2 separate regions of the Homo sapiens genome follow, and region 1 is linked to region 2. A link is a loop called in an ENCODE intact Hi-C map of the cell type or tissue named here. Cell type or tissue: sigmoid colon. All regions are shown on one strand. Links, peaks and the distances in the headings refer to the core of each region. The heading gives the core; the rest is flanking DNA.

Region 1 (2,894 bases), core at 295-2,794, 71 kb after region 2:
GAACCTCGAAAACCTTAGGCTAAGTGAAAGAAGTCAGCCACAAAAGTCTGCTTAGTGTGTGATTCCAGCTATGTGAAATGTTCAGAACAGGCAAACCCGTGGAGATAGAAAGCAGAGCCGTGGCTGACTGGGGCTGGGGAATGAGAGAAGGGAAGTGGGGAGTGACGGCTAAAGAATGCAGGGTTGCTTTTAGGGGCACTGAAAATGTTCTGGAACTAGATAGTGTGATGGTTGCGCAACTCTGAACGTACTAAAAACCGTTGAATCGTACACTTTAAATGGGTGAATTGTATGGTATGTGAATTTTATCTTAATAAAGCTGTTACAAAAACAAAAATGAACACCAAAAAATACAAAATAAAAAAAAAACAGCCCTGCAGGACCGTAGCACCAGAGCAGACACCGAGAGTGGCTCCCAATTCCAGGAAGCCCCCGCAGGTCCTGGCGTCTGAGCCTCTGCCCGCTTCTTGCTGCACGGTTCCCAGGTTTGATATTTCTCATGCTGAAAGCCCAGGAACAGGGAGCCAGAAGTCCTCTGCAGCTGGGGCTGGGGGGTGGGGGTGGGGGGGGCCTGGAAGCCGTGCAGGAGAGATGGAGGCTCCCACGCTCCAGGGCCAAGCTGACGTGACTAAAGCTAAACAGACCCCGTGCCACAACAGGGTTACAGCGAATTCTGTGCAGCACACTCAGCCGCTCGCCAGTGATGGCAGCCTCAGGGAGGGGCGGTGGAGCAGGCAGCCCCAAAGGTAATTTGCACACGGAGTTTATAAGGCCCCTCAGCTCTTTTAAACATATGCTTCTCTGATTATAAACAGCTGATGGCTCACAAGATTCAGATTTTCCAGCAGGGCTTCCAAAAAAAGATTGCACTCCAAGCAGAGAAAGGTGACCGGGTGCTTTGCCGCAGACGTAAATCCAGCCATGTTCTCGCACAGCTGGAGCTGCCCCTGTTGCCAGGCTTCGAACATGTCACATCTTTAAAATGTTTGCTGCTATTGACATGTCCCAAGGAGGGCTTTAGCCCTGGCCATTGGCCTGGGGAGAGAACAGGGAGATGGAAATGGACCGCCCCCCGCAACCCGCGTATAAACTGTATCTTCTGCCTCCTAAGAGCTGAGGCTGCCTGAAACCCTCACCTCTTGCTCAGAGGTGCTTAGACCCAGATCAAGGGTCAAAATTAGAGGCCCTGGGGTGAGTCTTCTGGTCACTGCCCACCCTGTGCACCCCAGGGGTCTCCGCACCGACCCTCTTGGGGTTGGTCCCTTTGCTGCCTGCCTGGCCCACCAGGGGGATAAGCCTGGGCTCCACCTCCAGCCTCCTCAGCCCCACCCTCCTCGGGGGCTGTGGGTGCCCTGAAGAGAAGTTACAAAGAAAAGAAAGGAGCAGGGAGCAAAACAGAAACGCCAGCAAGGAGCCTCAGGACCACGTGCCTAAGTGAGCTCCCAATTCACTGCTTTGCCAAGTTCCGCTCAGCCATGCCAGCGGCCCGGGCCGCAGACACCAGTGAGGAAAGGGATCCTGTTGAGAAGAGTGTCAAAGTCAAGTCTCCAAAGCGGCTGCTGAAGAAGTGTGCACGGTGGGTTCAGGAGCTCTCTCCCTACTGAGGAAAGAGTCACAGAGGACTCCCCAGCCCAGTTCCATAAAAAACAATGTTGTGTTCAAGTGGAACAATTCATGAGCGTGGTCTCCTGGGTGCCCCCGATCTTGGCCATCTGTTTGGGAAATCTTGGGAAACAGGGGAACAGCCCTGAGGGGCCTGGTGCTTTGGGAGGTTGGCTGCCCACACCACCTCCTCGACCTGTGCACATTCACCCGGCCACACACAGGAACTCTGGGGGGTGGCACATGCAGGTTCGGCGCTCAAGAAGCCAAATGTGGGCCAAGGCACACCTGCCCTGTCCCCCATGCTCCATGAAAGGAGCTGCCTCTGCAAACAGGGGCTGTGTCCCTCACACCAAGGCCGTGTGGCAGAGGGGGAGGGATAGACCCTGGCTCCAGGATACCCAGGTGCAGCCCAGCTCTAGTAGCTTCTACATCCTAAGGCCTGCCCAATCCCTTGACCTTGCTATGCCTCAGTTTTCCCATCTCTACAGTGGGTGGTAGTGTGGATGAAGCCCTCAGAACCATGCCTGACATACTAAGTGCTACAGGACTAATTGGGAGATAAACAAAGCCTCCCTGCTTGGAGTGTGCCAGTGCACATCCATTTATCGCTCTCCTGGGTCCAGGCTGCTCTGAGAGCCTGGCAGGTCTCAGAGCTGGACCTATGAACTGACGGCCCAGAACACCAGCTAGGAGTAAGGTTGGAGGCAGGGGCTGCCTGGGGGTGGGGTGGGGGCACAGTCCCCAAAAGGGAGGGCTCTTGGAAGAGTGGTGGCAGCTCTGTGCCCAGGCAGGGCCTGACTAGGGCAGTTCTGTCCTGTTCTGTAACTTGCCTCCTGAGGGCTAAAGGAATTTCTCAACACTGCAATGTCTGCTTTTTATTCCAGTGGACGTTACAGCAGAAGCAATCCCTGCTTCTGGCACAGGCCTGTCCCCAAGACCCAGGGATAAGAGAAAAACAGTAGTGAGCTTTGGTGCTACTTCTCATCCACCTACAGCATCCCATCACCACCCCATCACACCTGCTCCCCCTTCTCTGTGGCTGACCCCAAGAGGGCCCTTTGACATTCCTGGGCATAGAAAACAAATTTGGGACAGAAGTGGCTGTTGAGAACCCCGCTCCTGGTCCTTGTGGGTGCTGCCCTTAGCCTTATCCATGTCCCAAGGAAATGGATTTGGTGTTCTCTTGGGGAGAAAAGGTCACCCGTTACATTTCCTAAATCACATTCCAACTGTCAGTTTCTCCCACCCATCACGCACCCTCTCCACCCACTCCACCCAAAATGCCACAG
Region 2 (2,831 bases), core at 332-2,831:
AGCCCGCAGGACTGTGACGAGAAGGGAGACCCCCAGACCCCTCTCTCCAATGTGGGTCCCTGGCCAGGACACCAAGGAAGAAGAGGGCTCCCTGCCAGGGAAACTGAGGCAGCCCTGAACAAGCTCAGCTGGCCTGCACTGGTGAACTCCCTGCAGGGGGACACTCTAGGCCTCCCTGGAGGGGTGCCAGCCAGCTGTGCATCCCGGAGACCTCTCATCCTATGGCTAGGCAAGCTGGCCTGGGGTGGGACTCACTGCACAGCCCAGCTGAGGGGCTGAGCTGAGCTGAGAAAACAGTTGGAGGCTGGGGCCTTGACTCCCTTCCGGCAGGCAGCCAGACCAGCGGGATGAGGTGGGGGAGGGTGCTGGTAGGGAAGGCCAGGGGCTCTGGCTGGGGTTGGCAGGGCCGGCGGGCATTGGCACCGCTGCACGCCTGCTGGGCCTCCGAGGGCCGGGCGGCTGCTGGATTTCCTGCCCCTACTTCCCGAAGTCAGCAGGATTGCGCTTGGGGTATTTACGGTCCCGATGGCTGCACTGATAACGGAGAAAACTCGAGCCAGGCTGTGCCACCAAGCCCTCCAGGCCCAGCCAGGCCCTTTCCTAGGGTCTGTCCCTGAGGGGTGCACCAGTCAGTGGCAGGGCAAGGACCGGGTAGGCTACCACCTACCCACCTAGGTCAGCACAGCTCTGTCAACTCCTTGATGGGCAGCCAGGTTCCAGGTAGACCCCTCAGCGGGGCTGAGATTTAGTGTCGACTGTGGGTGCCACTCACCACCTCAGAGACCCCAGGCAGAGGACTCGAATGTAATGGCAGGGAGCCAGGGCCCACCAGGGCTGTGCATGCAGAATCTACCAGAATCCTCGTGGCCCCGGCTCAGAGCCTGACAGGGCACCAGGATGTGGCCCCAGCCTTGTTCTTAAACCTTGCCCTAGGGATCAGGGACTCCGGAAAATGCTTCCCTTTGTTGCTCAGATGTGAAGAAATTGGGTGCATAATTTTGTGCCTTCAAGGCCAGCGCTGGCCCCTCTGCAGGCCCCCACACCGACCTTGGCTGACTGAGGACTGTGTCCTTGTTCCCAGGCCCCAGCAGGCTGCTGGACGGCTGCTGTGCACGTCAGGAAGGGGCCATTGCACTTCAGGAGGCCCTGTCTGCCACCCACCATCACCCCCGCAGGATGCCAGACTCCAGGTCTGGGCTTAGAGGGTGGCCTGTCCCATGGAGCAGGGGCAGAGCCGTAAGAAAGGTCTGGGACAGTAGTGTAGGCAATGGAACCAGAGCTTGGCAGGGAGTGGCGGGGAAAGGCGGGGGCTGTCCCCAGCCTGTGCTGTCCAGAAAGGGCCACCGACACTCCTGCACGTCAGGGATGTTCACGCCCCGCCTGCCTGGCTGCAGCCGAGATGGAAGCAGGAGTGGAGGCTGGGGAACTGGGTGCCACTCCCTGTCTCTACCACGGCTTTCCTTGATGTCTAGAAACTCCTGGCCATGCCAACAACACAGGGTACCCGGCCCTGCTGTACTGGGTGTGCCAGCCAGGAGTCACCCAGCCCTTGCGCAAAGAGAAAGCCAGGGAAACACCGTGTTCCCCGGGCAGCAGAGAGGCCAAGGCTTCTGGGCCTCTGAGCTTGCCAATCCTGTGAGCTGACCTCTCCCGGGTCTTGCTTCCTGTCCTGCCAGATGGGCGCTATCTCCCACTGGGCCATCTGCCTGGCAAAGGTCTGCACCAGCCCTGCTCAGGTCTGTGCTGACAGAGGGTGGCCAGGCCCATGGGACTCAGGGTACTGTGGTCACACAGCCCCATGGGGCCAGGCACCTGAACACCAGCCTTCGCTCTTTCTGCATGACCCAATTTGCTGGTCTCAGGGCCCCACGGCCGCCCCAGGCCATGGGCAGATGGTGCCAGGTGGGGAGAGGGTGACGCTGCAGGTCCTGGGGGCCAGGACGGGTGGGGCAGGAGCAGGAGCCTGGGCCGGGCTGTGCCTGCCCCGCCTGCCCGGCTGCAGCCGAGATGGAAGCAGGCCAGAGCCAGGCGTTGCCAGGGAAACCGGGCGGCAGACGCACTCCCTGCCCAACTGAAACTCCTCTATTTTTAGCCTCTCAGCTACTTTCAGATAAAGTCCATGTAGACGGACTTGCTGTTCGGCAAGATAACAGCCCGCTTCAAACCACAGAGACTTCAAAGGGCAGTGGTGGGCTCAGCCATGGGCCCGAGAAAGGCCCTCCCACCGCCCAGATCCCCCGGCAGCTCCCAGGGTGCCTGGGGGAGAGGCTCCGGCCTGAGGGACCGAGTGATGGGCACAGAGCCTGGTGGGGAGTGGGGGCCTGGTGGGTTCGGGGTGAACAGAAGATGCCTCTCTTCCCATGAACCCATCCCAGCTGGGCCCTGCACCTCCCTGAGCCCTCGGCCGGCCCCAAGTGGAGGCCCCAGACAGCTGGGCCCAGGAGAAGGCTGGGATGTGAGGCCAGCTTCTGCCACCCTCCACTCAGGACACAGCCAGGAGGCTCGCAGAGCACAAAGCAGACTACGAGAGGCAGCGGGAAAGAGCTGGGGGGAGGGGGCACTTGGTGCCACCTGCCAGTAAAGACGCCACTTGTCAGAGGATGAGAAACCAGCCTGGCCTGGCTCCTTCCATGGGGGACCAATGCCCCGCCAGGTGGGCAGTGGGCCTGGGCCCCTCTTGGGAGTTGCTGGGCAGGCTGCAGTAGGCACTGGCGGGAAGGTGGGGAGGCCTGCAGGAGCTTCACGTTCACACGCAGACCACAGGGAGGTGCCTGCTGGCCCCAGGACGCTAACCAGAACCACCGCAGGCCGGCGCGTGAGCCTACCTTGTC

Evidence for each region. Peaks named below come from ENCODE experiments on the same cell type or tissue, not always from the same donor. Only the 100,000 strongest peaks of a DNase experiment are listed, where the experiment ranks them.
Region 1: it touches region 2 in a loop (4-fold over the local background); 14 of 110 quality-filtered maps call a loop at or near these places.

The regions. Positions count from the first base shown.
Region 1 is chr11:2,706,897-2,709,790 of GRCh38, reverse strand. The region is part of intron 11 of KCNQ1 (potassium voltage-gated channel subfamily Q member 1); the gene reads right to left. Among named protein-coding and RNA genes, the nearest start is that of KCNQ1OT1, 8.4 kb to the right of the region's middle. RefSeq lists a silencer at 1,410-1,580. In sigmoid colon, for the core only: no CTCF peak of the experiment used is centred there; DNase peaks (open chromatin) are centred at 636, 918 and 1,460; H3K4me3 peaks cover 1,217 bases.
Region 2 is chr11:2,778,032-2,780,862 of GRCh38, reverse strand. It overlaps KCNQ1 (potassium voltage-gated channel subfamily Q member 1), which reads right to left. Exons shown (of 16, transcript NM_000218.3): 15 at 2,826-2,831. Among named protein-coding and RNA genes, the nearest start is that of KCNQ1OT1, 79 kb to the right of the region's middle. In sigmoid colon, for the core only: a CTCF peak has its summit at 1,532; DNase peaks (open chromatin) are centred at 1,512, 2,022 and 2,532; H3K4me3 peaks cover 864 bases; H3K27ac peaks cover 789 bases.